Regions from separate parts of the Homo sapiens genome. Here region 2 is linked to region 1. Evidence: read pairs that join two places in POLR2A ChIA-PET (ENCODE). Cell type or tissue: CD4-positive, alpha-beta T cell. All regions are shown on one strand. Each heading gives the region's core, and the rest is flanking DNA. Links, peaks and the distances in the headings are about the cores only.

The links. Peaks named below come from ENCODE experiments on the same cell type or tissue, not always from the same donor. Only the 100,000 strongest peaks of a DNase experiment are listed, where the experiment ranks them.
Region 2: POLR2A ChIA-PET joins it to region 1 with 5 read pairs; 27 of 35 experiments call an interaction of 5 or more read pairs at or near these places.

The regions. Positions count from the first base shown.
Region 1 is chr12:55,936,840-55,945,170 of GRCh38, forward strand. It overlaps DGKA (diacylglycerol kinase alpha), which reads left to right. Exons shown (of 24, transcript NM_001345.5): 3 at 178-251; 4 at 569-704; 5 at 1,139-1,213; 6 at 1,672-1,721; 7 at 2,076-2,150; 8 at 2,347-2,466; 9 at 2,576-2,690; 10 at 3,243-3,331; 11 at 3,475-3,594; 12 at 3,785-3,883; 13 at 4,058-4,141; 14 at 4,413-4,486; 15 at 4,671-4,745; 16 at 5,159-5,244; 1 more. Among named protein-coding and RNA genes, the nearest start is that of DGKA, 9.8 kb to the left of the region's middle. RefSeq lists enhancers at 3,101-3,601, 3,602-4,102, 3,722-3,811. In CD4-positive, alpha-beta T cell, for the core only: CTCF peaks have their summits at 3,597 (motif pointing left) and 3,803; a DNase peak (open chromatin) is centred at 3,592; H3K27ac peaks cover 3,587 bases.
Region 2 is chr12:55,801,278-55,809,608 of GRCh38, forward strand. It overlaps SARNP (SAP domain containing ribonucleoprotein), which reads right to left. Exons shown (of 11, transcript NM_033082.4): 2 at 2,352-2,451. Among named protein-coding and RNA genes, the nearest start is that of SARNP, 12 kb to the right of the region's middle. In CD4-positive, alpha-beta T cell, for the core only: no CTCF peak of the experiment used is centred there; no DNase peak of the experiment used is centred there.

The DNA.
Region 1 (8,331 bases), core at 293-8,292:
AAGAGGAGTAAAGAGTGGTACTGTTTTGGAGGATCTGAAATATTTTTCCCTCTGTATTTCTGTGTTTCTTCTTGGAATTTCTTCATCTCATTTGAATCTTTTTTCCTGCTGGATTTCTCTGGCAAGAGAACTCAGCTGGACTAATAATGCTGTTCTCTTACTCTCTCTACACCCTAGACTCCACCAAAAAGGTCAGTGATGTCCTAAAGCTCTTCGAGGATGGCGAGATGGCTAAATATGTCCAAGGAGATGTGAGTGGCAGCTGGGAAATCTTCTTCTTGATCAACTCTTCCCATCTTTGTTTTTGATCCCCAACTTCCAGGAATTATTCTGGGCCTGCCCCTCACTATCCCCTCTAGAGATACCCTAGTGTCCATTGTCACTCTGACTATTGCTTTAGGATAAAACAAGGGATTCTATTAACTCAGGACTTAATCAAAGAAACCATACTCCTGCCTCAGATGCTTCTCAGCTCTGCATTTATTATCCCTGTCCCCGCTACTCCCAATTCTTCAGCCCCAGCTCTGACCTTGCAGACTCCCCAGGATAATGCTCACTCTCATTATAGGCCATTGGGTACGAGGGATTCCAGCAATTCCTGAAAATCTATCTCGAAGTGGATAATGTTCCCAGACACCTAAGCCTGGCACTGTTTCAATCCTTTGAGACTGGTCACTGCTTAAATGAGACAAATGTGACAAAAGGTATGGTCAAGCAGGTAGGACTGGGCTAAGCCTCTGGCAGAAAAATCAAACTAGTATGGATTTGGGGTTGAGAATTAACTTGAGTCACACGTTGTGCAGGTTGGGGGAAATTGGTGGAGAATAGTCAGGCTGGTCTAGGAGCTAAAGGGAGGAAAGGTAAAGGGGAAAGGTAAGTCGAGGGCAGTGGCTCACACCTGTAGTCCCAGCACTTTGGGAAGCTGAGGTGGGAGGATTGCTTGAGGCCAGGAGTTCAAGGTGCAGTGAGCAGTAATCATGCCACTGCACTCCAGCCTCAGTGACAGAGCAAGACCCTGTCTCTCAAAAAAATCAGTAAATCTTTTTTTTAAAAAAAGGGAGAGGTGGGACAAACAAAGGATAAAACATGAGCCAAAGTGGAGGGAGCCCTGACTTCTGATCTGCTTTTTTGTAACCAGATGTGGTGTGTCTCAATGATGTTTCCTGCTACTTTTCCCTTCTGGAGGGTGGTCGGCCAGAAGACAAGTTAGAATGTGAGTTGCCCTTCTGAAGTGAGGTGGCAGGGCAGTGAAGGGAGAGAGAGGTGTTTCCCATCCTCCTTTCCCTTATTCCTTCAGGATTCCTAAAGGCTGACAGGTCTAGACAAAGGTGGGGCCAGAGAATGAGCCCATTTCCTGTGTTCTCCCAGACTATTTATACCTAATACCCTTCACCATAGTCACCCCAGTACCCATGTCTTGTGCATTCCCATGTAGGCGGCCTAGGATGTCCTTGGGATATGGATTATGTATTGTCTCCCCTGACACATTCACTGAGGGTAGAGTCCATGCCTGTTTTCCTTTCCTTTTTGTCTCTCTCTCAGTCCCATCCCAGGCTCTAGGCTTCTCACCCAAAAGCTCTCTCCCTGTCTCTTTGTTTCCCCCATATTCTGGTATGAATTCTTTGGGTATCTCTCACAAACTGACCCTGGCCCCCCTAAAACACCCCACAGTCACCTTCAAGCTGTACGACACGGACAGAAATGGGATCCTGGACAGCTCAGTGAGTTGGGGACCCTGTATGCTGGGCAAGGGAATATGTGTTAATTTGTCTGCACCCTCCTGCCCCAACTCTTCCAGGGTCTTAAGAAACAGAAGAGGATGGGGGGAGAGGTTGAGTCCTCTAGGACTAAATTTGAAAGTAAGTCCCAAGCTCTTGACCCCTCAAAGAGAATGCTGGATACATGAATTGGGTCTGCCTTACAAACATACAAACACATTTATTTACTTGGCAGACATACCTGAGAATGAGAGGTGTGAATCTGGGGTGGAACCCAGGAACACTGATTTCTGGAAAAGAGTTTGGATGGTGGTAGTAAAGGGGATATGGCTGTGGCTCTTGCCCTTTTTGCTCCAGGAAGTGGACAAAATTATCCTACAGATGATGCGAGTGGCTGAATACCTGGATTGGGATGTGTCTGAGCTGAGGCCGGTAAGGCAGCTCTTCCTTCATGTCCCTTCTTGTACCTTCTTCCCTGGTGAGTCCTGCATCTGCCTTACTTCATCTCTGACAGGCAACCTGGTTCCCTTGGCTAGGATGGCTGGGCTGGATATCCTAAGAGGCAGTGGAGAGGTGTTGGGTCTGAAGACCCACTCATACTGAAAGTCCCTTTCCACTCTGTGCTCAGATTCTTCAGGAGATGATGAAAGAGATTGACTATGATGGCAGTGGCTCTGTCTCTCAAGCTGAGTGGGTCCGGGCTGGGGCCACCACCGTGCCACTGCTAGTGCTGCTGGGTCTGGAGATGGTGAGTAGGAGAGACTTTGGGGGATGAGTAAGACAGCCTTGGGTTATGCTTGCCCGGATTGGCCCTGTAAGGGCTTTGACACTCCCTAGCATCTACTGTGCCTTCCTAGACTCTGAAGGACGACGGACAGCACATGTGGAGGCCCAAGAGGTTCCCCAGACCAGTCTACTGCAATCTGTGCGAGTCAAGCATTGGTCTTGGCAAACAGGGACTGAGCTGTAACCGTGAGTAATGGGAGCTGGGAGGTAGGGGAAGAGGGTCAGCCCAGCTATCTGTGGGAGCTTGATGCTGTAAACTTAGAAAAGACCTAGGTTTGAATCCTGGGCTCTGCCACTGACTAGTTATGTGACCTTGGGAAAGCCACATCACTTCTTTAAGCCTTAGTTTCCTCAACTGAAAATGAGGTAATTGTGAGCATTAAAAAAGTTGGTGCAAGAAAAGTGCTTCAGATGGTGCATGCACATACTATAAAATGCAATAAAAAATATCTATTATGATTACTGTTGCTGTTAGACCTGGGCCTCCCAAGCATTATCCAGCTCAGTTCCTGCCTGGCACATGGATGGTGTGGGGCAGGCATGCAGTAGCAGCTGATCTTTTAGGAGGAAGAGTAAGGAAAAGGCGTGGGTTTTGGAGGTGGGCACTTCACCCCGAACTTTTATTCTGCTACACCCTCAAGCAAGGGATCACATATCTGATCCTGCCTCACCCTCAGGTAAGAAGGAAATAGGGGGAGAGGCTCAGCTAAGCCTCCCAACTTCTTCCTTCTCCCTCAGTCTGTAAGTACACTGTTCACGACCAGTGTGCCATGAAAGCCCTGCCTTGTGAAGTCAGCACCTATGCCAAGTCTCGGAAGGACATTGGTGTGAGTGATCTCATGCCTCCACCCCCAACATCACCTACATCCTGGCCCTGGCCCTGGCCCTTGGCCCATTGCTGCCCTCAGCCCCTCCCTCCCCTAGGTCCTGCTCAGACCCTGCCAGACAAGGAACTGCCTTTCTCCCCAAGGTCCAATCACATGTGTGGGTGCGAGGAGGCTGTGAGTCCGGGCGCTGCGACCGCTGTCAGAAAAAGATCCGGATCTACCACAGTCTGACCGGGCTGCATTGTGTATGGTGCCACCTAGAGGTCAGTTTGGGAGCCATCCCTTCTGGGTGCGTCTTACCCCGCAGAGCTGCCTTCTCCACGGGCCTCCGGCCACACCTCCTTTACAGGCACAGTTGCCCCTGCTCCCAAGGGCTCTTTCCAGCCCAGACTGCCAGGTTGAGAGGAGACAGGGTTACCTTCGTGATCTCTCTGTGCCCACCTCGTCTTTCAGATCCACGATGACTGCCTGCAAGCGGTGGGCCATGAGTGTGACTGTGGGCTGCTCCGGGATCACATCCTGCCTCCATCTTCCATCTATCCCAGTGTCCTGGTGAGACCCTCGGCAGCAGCGGGGAGGGGACAGGAGTGCCTCCCCGATTTCCCACACGCACAGAGTGGCATTTAGAATAGAGAGCTCATACTTTTAGGATTCAAGTCAGACCCCTCTATTTAGGGATTCATGCACAATACAGCTTTTCTTCCCTCTACTTTCTTCCCCTCCCAGGCCTCTGGACCGGATCGTAAAAATAGCAAAACAAGCCAGAAGACCATGGATGATTTAAATTTGAGCACCTCTGAGGCTCTGCGGGTACAGGGCTGAGAGTCTTGGGCTTCATGATGGGGGCAGGTTTTTCACTGGAGCCCTCATGGGTGGGAATGAAGTGGGAGAGCCTGGTGGGGAGCGGTTGATGCTCACTCTCCAGAAACTCCACCATGGTAGGGGAGGGAAGGGGAGGGAAACAGGAGGGAGGGGGGAAATATCTTGGTGGAATGCTAGCCCTCTGCCCCTGTCTCCTGGGCCCACCTTAACTCTGACAAAATCCTGCTTTCTTTGTCCTTATTTTCTTCCCCCAATGCAGATTGACCCTGTTCCTAACACCCACCCACTTCTCGTCTTTGTCAATCCTAAGAGTGGCGGGAAGCAGGGGCAAAGGTGAGGAGAAATATATTGGGTCTTCTAAGATGAGAGGCAGGGCCTGCCTGCAACACTTAGAAGGTGGAAGGGGATGTGTGTGTCTGGAGGGGCATACCTTGAGGAACACACAAAGAGGGTGAGGTTCAGAAGATCACCCCCAACCCCCGCGCCTGCCATGAACTTTTCTTTTTCCCACACACAGGGTGCTCTGGAAGTTCCAGTATATATTAAACCCTCGACAGGTGTTCAACCTCCTAAAGGATGGTCCTGAGATAGGGTGAGCACAGGTTAGGGACTGTATCACAGTGTTTTCGTGGGTCTGTGTATCTGTATATGTTAGGAGAGTGCAGGAAAGAGTGCAGATTGGGAGAGGAGGGCTAGAGATCCCCAAGAGGCCAGAATTCAGAATATTTCCTTCCCTAGGGTCACTGGGTATCCCATCCTCCGAGCTCTCTGGCCCATCTTTGTCCTGCTCTCAAAGAATGAAGATCCAATTTTTCCCTAACCACTGAGGAGTGGCTATAACTTTCCCCATTGTTCTTTTCTGTGACCTTCATAGAAACTCAAGTCTTTTGACAAAAAGGAGGAGGGTCCTACGGAATGAGAGACAAGAAGCAATCTGCCTGCTCAGGACTTGGGTAGCCTCAGTCCTGTTATCCTTCTTCATATTCTCTCTCCCCTTTGTCTCAGGCTCCGATTATTCAAGGATGTTCCTGATAGCCGGATTTTGGTGTGTGGTGGAGACGGCACAGTAGGCTGGATTCTAGAGACCATTGGTCAGTGCAGGGAGGGGCGTGGGGAAGGTATTGGGGTCGTAGTCTTGCAGAGCTAACTCACTCCATCCTTCTCTTCACCTGCCTCCGCAGACAAAGCTAACTTGCCAGTTTTGCCTCCTGTTGCTGTGTTGCCCCTGGGTACTGGAAATGATCTGGCTCGATGCCTAAGATGGGGAGGAGGTAAGTGGTTAGAAATTGTTTTGCTGTAGGCTGAGAGGAGTTGTGTAGGAAGGGAAAGGCACTTAGAGAAGAAACTAGGCATCTGGTATGGAAAGGATTGGGGAAGAAGAGGGGCACAGACAGGTGGATACAAAAGTGGAATGTCCAAAAAGAAGAGAGCTTTGGAAGAAGCAGGGACCACAATCTGAACCTAGAAGGGTCAAGGGTGATAGTCCCCTTTCCTGTAAATATTTTTATGTTTCTCCCAACCAACTCTTATGGCTCAGAGAATCAAGGAATATGGGGGTGGGGAACAATGTGTGAATAAGGAAGGTTGTATAAGAGCTAAGCCAGATGCTGAATGATGGAGCTAGCAGGTCATGACTCATTCACTCATTCAAACAATTAACCAGGTAGTCATTAATTAATTCACTATGATTTCTTTCAGAGTATTGCAATAGTCTCCTAACTGCTCTCCCATTTCTAATCTCTTATGCCTTTCAAACAGAAGGAGTTTGAGGGATGGTATTGGTAGATAAAGAGGTCAGTGTAGGGCAGATTGTGTTTGAGGAATCTTGGAGTTGAGGTTATTGGGTTCAGGGTCCAGCTCTAAGATCTTGCTGGAGATCTTAGGGAATAGAGATCTGCTAAGGGCAGCGGAAGGCATTCTAGGTGGAGGAAGTAGTGTAAGGCCAGAGGAGCCACCAAACAACATGGTGGTGCATTGGGGGAACTGTAAGTCATTCATCATGATTGGGACATAGGGTGAAAGGTGGAAAATGTGGAGAGGGAAGACTAGTTGAGCAGAGTCCAGATGATGGAGGGTTATGAATACTGTGCCAGGGAGTTTTTAATTTTATCCTGTCAGAGATTGCAAGCTGACAGCCCACAGTAATGATTTTGTGTTGTTTTGTATTAGTTGCCTTGCAGTGTTTTCAATTTCTTTGTACTTGATTATTTCTAAGTGGGACATGTATTCTTCAGTTTATCACAATCCCCTTGGCTCCCTGCTAGTCACTTATTCACTTTCCCTTTCTTTTTTTTTTTTCTTGAGATGGAATCTCGCTCTGTTGCCCATGCTGGAGTGCAGTGGTGCCATCTCAGCTCACTGCAACCTCTGCCTCCCAGGTTCAAGTGATTCTCCTGTCTCAGCCTCCTGAATAGCTGGAAATACAGGTGTGTGCCATCACGCCCTGCTAATTTTTGTATTTTTAGTAGAGACGAGGTTTCACCATGTTAGCCAGGATGGTCTTGAACTCCTGACCTCAAGTGATCTGCCCACCTAGGCTTCCCAAAATGTTGGGATTACAGGTGTAAGCCACCATGCCCAACCCACTTTACCATTCAAGCCACTCAGGTATTTGAGTGTGCAATCCCTGAACTATGAGCAAACTCTTTTTTTTTCTTTTCTCTTTTTTTTTTAACTCAATCAAACAAGCAGCAGTGAGGGGGAACTCGATGTAAGTAAAAGATGTAACTAAAAGAACAAATAGGAAGAAATATCTCTGAGTGCTCATTATAACTTGTTTTATATATAGACATATAACCAATTCTTTGACCAGTTTTCAGATCCTCAACATCTGACTTCTTCATTTATAATATTAGATATTTTGAAATTACATATTTTATGTCTTCCCTGTATTCTGCAAACAAAAATCAAGTTAGCATAAACAAGCAAACAAGTTAGCAGAAAACATTGCAGTTTTCTGCTAACTCAACCTGAATCATGACAATAAGGATATAAATGTAGCACTAATGAAAATGTATGTTGGGCTGGGCACGGTGGCTGATTCCTGTAATCCCAACACTTTGGGAGGCCAAGGTCAGAAGATCGCTTTAAGCCAGGAGCTGGAGACCAGCCTGGACAACAAAGTGAGACCAAGTCTCTACAAAATATTTTTTAAAAAATTAGCTGGGCATGGTGGCACGCACCTGTAGTCCCAACAACTCAGGAGGTGGAGGCTGGAGGATTCCTTGAGCCCAGGAGTTTCAGGCTGCAATGAGCTATGATTGGGCCACTGCACTCAATCCTGGCTGACACAGTGAGATCTCATCTCTAAAAATAAATAAACACACAAATAAATAGCCAGGCATGGTGGCACATGCCTATAGTCCCAGCTGAGGCTGAGGCGGGAGGATTGCTTCAGCTGAAAAGATCGAGGCTGTAGTGAGCCATGATTGCACCACTGCACTCCAGCCTGGGCAACAGTGTGAGACTTTAAATTAAAAAATAAAAAGGAAAACATGTTGACACTGAAAAAATCATAAGGTTCGAAGAGGGGGGATTGAAGGGATTATCACTATGGGAGCTCTGTGGAAGATGGATTGTAGGAAGGAGACAGAATAGGAAATTACCTGTTTGCAGTAGTCCAGACAAGAGATGATGAATACAGAAGCCAAGGCAGCAGCAGTGGAGTTAATGAGGTAGAAGCCACAGCTCTGGATAACTGATAGGTTGTGGAGAAGGAGGTAGAGAAAAGTCTAGGACATTTCCTAGGTTTGTGGATTCAGCAGATGGAGGTGGCATTTATTTATTCATTTATTCATTTATTTATTTTTATTTATTTATCTTTTTGAGACAGAGTCTCATTCTGTTGCCTAGACTGGAGTGCAGTGGCACAATCTCAGCTCACTGCAACTTCTACCTCGCAGGTTCCGGCGATTCTCCTGCCTTACCCTCCCGAGTAGCTGGGATTGCAGGTGTCCACCACCACATCCAGCTAATTTTTGTATTTTAAGTGGAGACGAGATTTCACCATGCTGGCCAGGCTGGTCTCGAGCTCCTGACCTCAGGTGATCCGCCCACCTCTGCCTCCCAAAGTGCTGGGATTATATGCGTGAGCCACCGTGCCCAACCTTGGGGTGGCATTTATTAAGACAGGGAATATAGGAGGAAGACCAGTTTAAGGAAGAAAAATTCAGTTTGGG
Region 2 (8,331 bases), core at 202-8,201, 140 kb before region 1:
AAAAAACATAAAAAAATTAGCTGGGTGTGGGGGTGTGCGCCTATAGTCTTAGCTACTGGGGAGGCTGAAGTGGGAACATTACTTGAACCCAGAAGGCAGAGGCTGCAGTGAGCTGAGATCATGTCACTGCACTCCAGCCTGGGTGACAGAGCAAGACCCAGTCTTGAATAACAAACAAAAAAAGTATGTGGAAAAGTATCTTTGAGATTTAGTGGTGGGGAAAGATTTGTTTAAAAGAAAAACAACCCAGAACCAAAAGTAAGAGGTGAAAAATTGAAGATTTTTCAAAACTAAGTACTTCTACTTAAGGATAGCACAAAGAAACTTAAAAGACAAATGACAAGACATTTGTTTTTGTTGAGACAGAGTCTTACTCTGTCGCCCAGATAAAGTGCAATGGCACAATCACAGCTCCCTGCAGCCTCCCCCTCCTGGGCTCAAGGGATCCTCCTGCCTTAGCCTCCCAAGTAGGTAGGACTACAGGTGCACATCACCACACCCAGCTAATTTTATTATTTTTCTTAGAGATGGGATCTCACTATGCTGCCCAGACTGGTCTCAAACTCCGGGCCTCAAGAGATCATACCACCTTAGCCTCCCAAAGTGCTGAGTTACAGGCATGAACCACCCCGCACAGCCAAAGAAGATATTTGTGCCTAAAATCAACAAAACAATAGTTATTAGAATATAAAAGAAATGCCTGCAAGCCAACAGGCAAATTATGGGAACCTCAACAGAAAAATGGGCAAAGAAGAAACCCAAAGAATTGTGAAATGTTTAAACTTTTTTCATGGAGAACATAAAACAGCCAACAAATTAGCAAAACTTAGGCCACTTGATAGGACAGTGCCAAGTTTAGGTTTGTGAAGATACAAGAACCCTTATGTACTAGTAATGAGACTGCAGATCTACAGAGCAATTCTGGAAAATAATTTGGGAGTCCTTAGTCACATTAAGTATATATTTATGAATATTAATTAGCAATACCATTCTTGGGCATATACCCCAAAAAGACTTTCACAGGAACATAAGAGCATAAAATAAGTAGTTCATAATAATATACTATATACTATTAGTATATAGGATATAGTATACTATATCCTACAGGTTAAGCATCACCAATCTGAAAATTCAAAACCTAAAATGCTCCTAAATCTAAAACTTTCTGAAGGCTGATATGATACAAGTGGAAAACCCCACACCTAACCTCATGCAATGGGTCACAGTCAAAACTTTGTTTCATGTACAAAATTATTTTAAATACTGTATAAAACTACTTTCAGATATGTGGATAAGAAACAAATAAATTTTGTGTTTAGGCTTGGATCTCACCCCCAAGATATCTCATTATATATATACACAAATATTCCAAAATCCGAAAAAACTAAAATCTGAAACACTTCTAGTCCCAAGCATTTCAAATATATAACACTCAACCCATAGTATAATATATACTATATACTATTATATACATATAGTATACTATAAGTAGTATCACTTATAGTAGCAGAGGCTTGGTGGCAATAAAATTTTCTGTCACCGAGTGAATTAAGTAAAATGTGTGGTTATCCATCATTGAATGCTATGCAGGAATTAGAATCAACAGACTAGATAACTACACAGTCACATTCCACATGGACGCATCTTTAAAAAAAAAAAAACACAATACTTAGTGAAAAAAATGAGAAATAAAGCAAGGCTATGGCCAGTTATGTAATTACCAATTATATAAATGAAAACATTCTACAAAACAACACTACATAGTTTACCAGGAAAAACACCAAAAAAATACATTCAAACACATTAGAACGGGTGCCTAAATGGGTTGGGGAGAAAGTGAAATGAGGAATAGAAATAAAAGGGAATACGTAAATAAAAATTAGATAGAGGACTTGTACAACCTAAGATGTAGGTTGTACAAGATGGCTGGGCGCGGTGGCTCACAACTGTAATCCCAGCACTTTGGGAGGCTGAGGCGGGTGGCTCACCTGAGGTCAGGAATTCTAGACCAGCCCAACCAATATGGTGAAACCCCGTCTCTACTAAAAATACAAAAATCAGCCAGGCATGGTGGTGCTCGCCTGTAGTCCCAGCTGCTTGGGAGGCTGAGACAGGAGAATTGGTTGAAGCCGGGAGACAGAGGTTGCAATGAGCTGAAACTGCGTCACTGCACTCCAGCCTGGGCAACAGAGCAAGACTCCATCTCAAAAAAAAAAAAGAGAGAGTTTTCTTGATGCCGTTAATTAAGAGCTTACATTGCTAATGACCTGAAAAAAAAAAAAGAAATCTTTTCAGTGTCAAAGCCTGAAAATCCCCTCACTCACATCACTCCGCCTCCACAAAGTACTCACCATGTTCTTCAAGATATGCCTGGAGTCTGTGGATAAGATCTTGCTTTATTCCCTTGGTCTCCAAACCACGAGCAAGACATTCTTGCTTTAGTTCGGCAAGCTGAGGGGAAAAAAATAAAACTTTTCCTTAGTTAACAGGATGAACACCAGTGAATAAAATGGTAGTTCCCACAAGGAAAAGAAAAAAAGAAAATGAAGTTCCATCCCAAATTACTGCCCTTAATTCTACCAAGGCTCTAGGTCCACAAAGATGATCCATTTTCCTCTAACGATATTCAATATACAAGAGGAACTGCCTAACAGATGCTGAAGAATAAACATCACACTTTAATAAAAAACCTCATCTATTTGTATACCTACTAACTGTCACAAATCTCTAGTTATTTCTAAATATTCTGAGGGGGGAAAAAGGTTTTTTTCTTAAGACTACTGTGGCAGCCAGCATATTGGAAGAATGAACCTTCAAGTAGAAAATCCAATGATCTAAAAGCAGATTCTCCTTACCACTTATTATCCCAGATCCGTTATTACAATCTACCATATACATGCATACAGGTCTAACCACCATAGAATTAGGTAGATGCATTAGCTAATGTGAACAATGAATTGATTAAAGGATCTGTGTCAAAATGGGAAGAAATATCTAATGGCATACCATAGAGTTCTGCTGAAGATTTAACTTATCTAAAGATATAAAAGCTATGTTCATCAATTTTACAGACAATAGGAGGAAGGAGAATTGATGGATTATTGACATAACTAAGCTTAAAAAATGCAACACGGAAACAGAAAAAAAAAAAAACACTTCTTCAGGACTAATAATAAGCCAAAACAAAGACTCAATTTAGTAGGAATAAGGTATACATATAACTTCCTACACTTAGATTCAAAACTTCAGTTATATAAAAACTGGGTAAGGGAGGATTGGCTCAATAGTAACTCAAAGGATAAAGACATCAGAATTTTAGGCAAAGAAGGTTAACAGTATGATTTGCTACCTATAAGTCATAGGTAACTGAAATATAGACTCCATAATAAACGATGTAATGGCCTTACTGGGCTCTATACTCTTATTTTACGAAGCACAACGACATGCTGACCCAGGAGAACAAGCAGGAAAGAAAGGCTCCAGAAATTCTATATGCAGATCAACACACAGATAGATCTTTGGTCTGAAAGATGACCTTTTTTGTTTTGGAGTACAGATCTATGACCAATCAGTAGAAGCTAGAAGGCAGACTCCTATAGACAAAAAATTTTACAACTATGGAGGATGCTCTGCATCTCTACGTTTTTCAGCTAGGAGAACATTTCATAATGAAAAGTGGAGAGTTTTTTAAAACATATCACAATGGCCGGGCGCGGTGGCTCACGCCTGTAATCCCAGCACTTTGGGAGGCCGAGGCGAGTGGATCACAAGGTTAGAAGATCGAGACCATCCTGGCTAACACAGTGAAACCCCGTCTCTACTAAAAATACAAAAATTAGCCAGGCGTGGTGGCAGGCGCCTGTAGTCCCAGCTACTCGGGAGGCTGAGGCAGAAGAATGGCGTGAACCCTGGAGGCGGAACTTGCAGCGAGCTGAGATCGACCACTACACTCCAGCCTGGGCGAAAGTGCGAGACTCCGTCTCAAAAATAAATAAATAAAATAAATAAAACATATTACAACGACTAGCAAAGCATTTAGTGAGTGGGGCGGGCAGGCAGGGATGCTATGAACAGAACTGCCCAACCCAACAAGCTGAAAGCAACCTCTACTGAGGAACATGGTAGGTAATCACCCATTAAAAATTATTTTTAGGCCAGGGACAGTGGCTCACGCCTGTTATCCCAGCACTCTGGGAGGCCAAGGCGGGCAGATCATCTGAGGTCAGGAGTTCAACAGCAGCCTAGCTAACATGGTGAAACCCTGTCTCTACTAAAACTACAAAACTAGACCAGGTGCGGTGGCTCACGCCTGTAATCCCAGCACTTTGGGGGGCCTAGGCAGGCAGATCAACTGAAGTCAGGAGTTCAAGACCAGCCTGGCCAACACGGTGAAACCCTGTCTCTACTAAAAATACAAATATTAGCTGGGCATGGTGGCAGGTGCTTATATTCACCCAGCTATTCAGGAGGCTGAGACAAAAGAATTGCTTAAACCTGGGAGGCGGAGGTTGCAGTGAGCCAAAATCGTGCCATTGCACTCCAGCAGGTGAAAGAGTGAGACTGTCTCAAAAAAATAAATAAAAATAAAAATAAAAATATAAAATACAAAACTAGCCAGGCATGGTGGCACATGCCTGTAATCCCAGCTATTGAGGAGGCTGAGGCAGGAGAACAGCTTGAACCTGGGACGCAGAGGTTGCAGTGAGCCGAGATCACATCATTGCGCTCCAGCCTGGATGCCAAGAACAAAATTCTGTCTCAAAAAAAAAAAAAATTATTTTTAAGGCTTTTGCCAGTTTTAAAAAAAAAAATGACTGCAGAGTGACTGGAGAGCATAGCCTCTGAAGCCAGACTACTTAGGTTTGAATTCCAGTTTTACTACTTGTAACCTTATGTGAATAACTTCACCTCTCTATGCCTCAGTTTCCTTACTTGTGAAATGGGAATGATAACAGTACCTATTTCATAGGGTTGTTATGAAGACTAAATTAAAAAAAATTTTTTTTTTTTTTTTTGAGACGGAGTCTTGCTCTGGTGCCCTGGCTGGAGTACAGTGGCATGATCTCGGCTCACTGCAACCTCTGCGTTCCAGGTTCAAGCAACTGTCCTGCCTCAGCCTCCTGAGTAGCTGGGATTATAGGCATGTGCCACCATGCCTGGCTAATTTTTGTATTTTTACTAGAAGCAGGGTTTTACCATGTTGACTAGGCTGGTCTCAAACTCCTGACCTCAAGTGATCCACCTGCCTTGGTCTCCCAAAGTTCTGGGATTACAGGTGTGAACCATAAATTAAAGGAAAAAAAAAATTTCTTGAGACGGAGTCTCGCTCTATCACCCATGCTGGAGTGCAATGGCACGACCTCAGCTCACTGCAACCTCTGCCTCCCGATTAGCTGGGACTACAGGCGCATGCCACCATGTCCAGCTAATTTTTGTATTTTTAGTAGAGACGGGGTTTCACCATATTGGCCAGGCTGGTCTCGAACTCCTGACCTTGTGATCCACCTGCCTCCGCCTCCCAAAGTGTTGGGATTACAGGCATGAGCCACCGCGCCCGGCCTTAAATCAAGAATTTTATAAAGCATTTAGAACAGTGCTTGACAGCCAAAAAATGCTTTATATTTATTAAGTACTAAATCACTGGTCTCAGATTTGAGAGTTTCACAAATCAATGCATTTTTTATTTTATTTATTTTTAGAGACAGTGGTCTCGCCATGTTGCCCGGGCTGAACTTAAACTCTTGAACTCAAGAAATCCTCCCACCCGAACCTCCAGCTGGGACTACAGGTACACACCACTGTGCCCAGCTCAATGTACTTTTAAATAGGTAGGCTGATAAGGTTGCTTTTTACAATATTCCAATCAGGTCACGGAGCAATACTTTCGCAATAACAATAAAAATCAATTACTACAAAAATGAGCGTAGTGACTTGGATATAGCAGTGACATCAAACTGCTATAAAACTTTCTAAAAGCTTACACTCGGTTTTTGTATTTATCTCACTACTAACCAGGAACAGCTAGTTCATGGACCAGCACCCCAAGGACTGTGAACCACGCCTTAAGTAACATTATAAGTGATCTTTAATGTCCATTTATTAAGTAACAATCTTGATCTTGGTGGCTTATGCTTACAATTCCAGCCCCTTGTGAGGCCAAGGCGGGAGGATTGCCTGAATCCAGAAGTTAGAGACCAGCCTGGGAAACACCATGAGATGCCATCTCTATTAAAAAAAATTTTTGGTCGGGCGTGGTGGCTCACTCCTGTAATCCCAGCACTTTGAGAGGCCGAGGCAGGCGGATCATGAGGTCAGGAGATAGAGACCATCCTGGCTAGCACGGTGAAACCCCGTCTCTACTAAAAATACAAAAAAAAAAAAAAAAAATTAGCCGGGCGCGGTGGCGGGCGCCTGTAGTCCCAGCTCCTCAGGAGGCTGAGGCAGGAGAACGGCGTGAACCCGGGAGGCGGAGCTTGCAGTGAGCCGAGATCGTGCCACTGTACTTCCACCGGGGTGACAGAGCGAGACTTTGTCTCAAAAAAAAAAAAAAAAAAATTTTTTTTAAGAATCTTGATCTTTCTCACACTGATACATTATTTTCTTCCCACTTCCTGGAGAACAAGTCTTTTGATCTTAATTACACTTTAAATTTTTTGTTTGTTATAAAAGTATTATGTTCACTGTAGAATAGTTAGAAAATTCTGAAAAGTTTAGAGGAAAATAAAAGTCGTATGTAATCCCAGCACTTACAGATCACTTAACATTTACATATATCATTTGTAGTGAGGCGTGAGCCACTGTGCCCAGCCTACACACAGCTTTTACATAGTTGTATTACTTCTTTTGTTATATAGTGAGTTCTTCTCATATACTAGGACGTTATTTTAAAAGGAAAATAGACATTATTTTAAAAGGAAAATAGAGGCTGGGCATGGTGGCTCATGCCTGTAGTCCCTGCAAGTTGGAAGGCTGAGGCAGGAGGACAGCTTTGAGCCCCGGAGTTCAAGAACAGCCTGGGCAACAGAGTGAGACCCTGTTCCTACAATTTTTTTTTTTTTGAGATGGAGTTTCACTCTTGCTGCCCAGGCTGGAGTGCAATGGCGTGATCTTGGCTCACCGCAACCTCCACCTCCCGAGTTCAAGCAATTCTGCCTCAGCCTCCCGAGTAGCTGGGATTACACACACGCGCCACCATGCCTGGCTAATTTAGTGTTTTCCCATGTTGGTCAGGCTAGTCTCGAACTCTCGACCTCAGGTGATCCACCCGCCTCGGCCTCCCAAAGTGCTGGGATTACAGACATGAGCCACCACGCCCAGCCAAATTTTTTTTTTAATTAGTCACACAAGGTAGCACACGCCTGTGGTCCCAGCTACTAGGGAAGCTGAGGTGGGAGGAACGCTTGAACCTGGGAGGTCAAGGCTGCTATGAACTGTGATCACACCACTGTACTCCAGCCTGGGCAACACAGCAATACCTGGCCTCAAAAGAATGAATGAATGAGAAACAGATGAATAAAAACATAAAACAGCTGAAAATGATGTAATTTCTTTTTGCACGTATTTCAGCACAATTACATTAGCAGAACTAAAACCTTTTAAAACTTAAAATAGGAACTAACATAAAATCTTATCCCATTTTTCTAAATTGATTTGATTTGATTTGAAATGTTTTGGCTCCAACACTTTGGGAGGCTAGAGGTGGGCAGATCACTTGAGTCCAGGAGTTCGAGACCAGCCTGGACAATATGTTGAAATCCCATCTCTACTAAAAATACAAAAACAGCCAGGCATGGTGGCATGTGCCTGTAGTCCCAGCTACTTGAGGGGCTAAAGCTGGAGGATGGCCTGAGTCCAGGAAGTCGAGGCTGCAGTGAGCCGAGATCATGCCACTGCACTCCAGCCTGGGTAACAAAGGGAGACCCTATCTCAAAACAAACAAAAAATATTTTAACAAGTATACTGAATGAATTGTATGGTACGTGAATTGTATCTCAGTAAGGCTATTGAAAAAAAAAAATTAGCCGAGCATAGTCGCATGTGCCTACAGTCCCAGCTACTCAGGTGGCTGAGATGGAAAGATCACTTGGGTCTGGGAGGCTGAGGCTGCAATGAGCCATGATCATGCCACTGCACTCCAGCCTGGGCAACACAGTAAGACCCTGTCCCAAGAAGAAAATAAACAAAAAAAACCAGCTAGGTAGGCACAGTGATTCACATCTGTCATCCTAGTACTTTGGGAGGTCGACGCAGGAGGATCACTTGAGCCTAGGAGTTCAAGACCAGCCTGGGCAACACAGTGAGACCCTGTCTCTCAAAAAACAAAAAACTAGC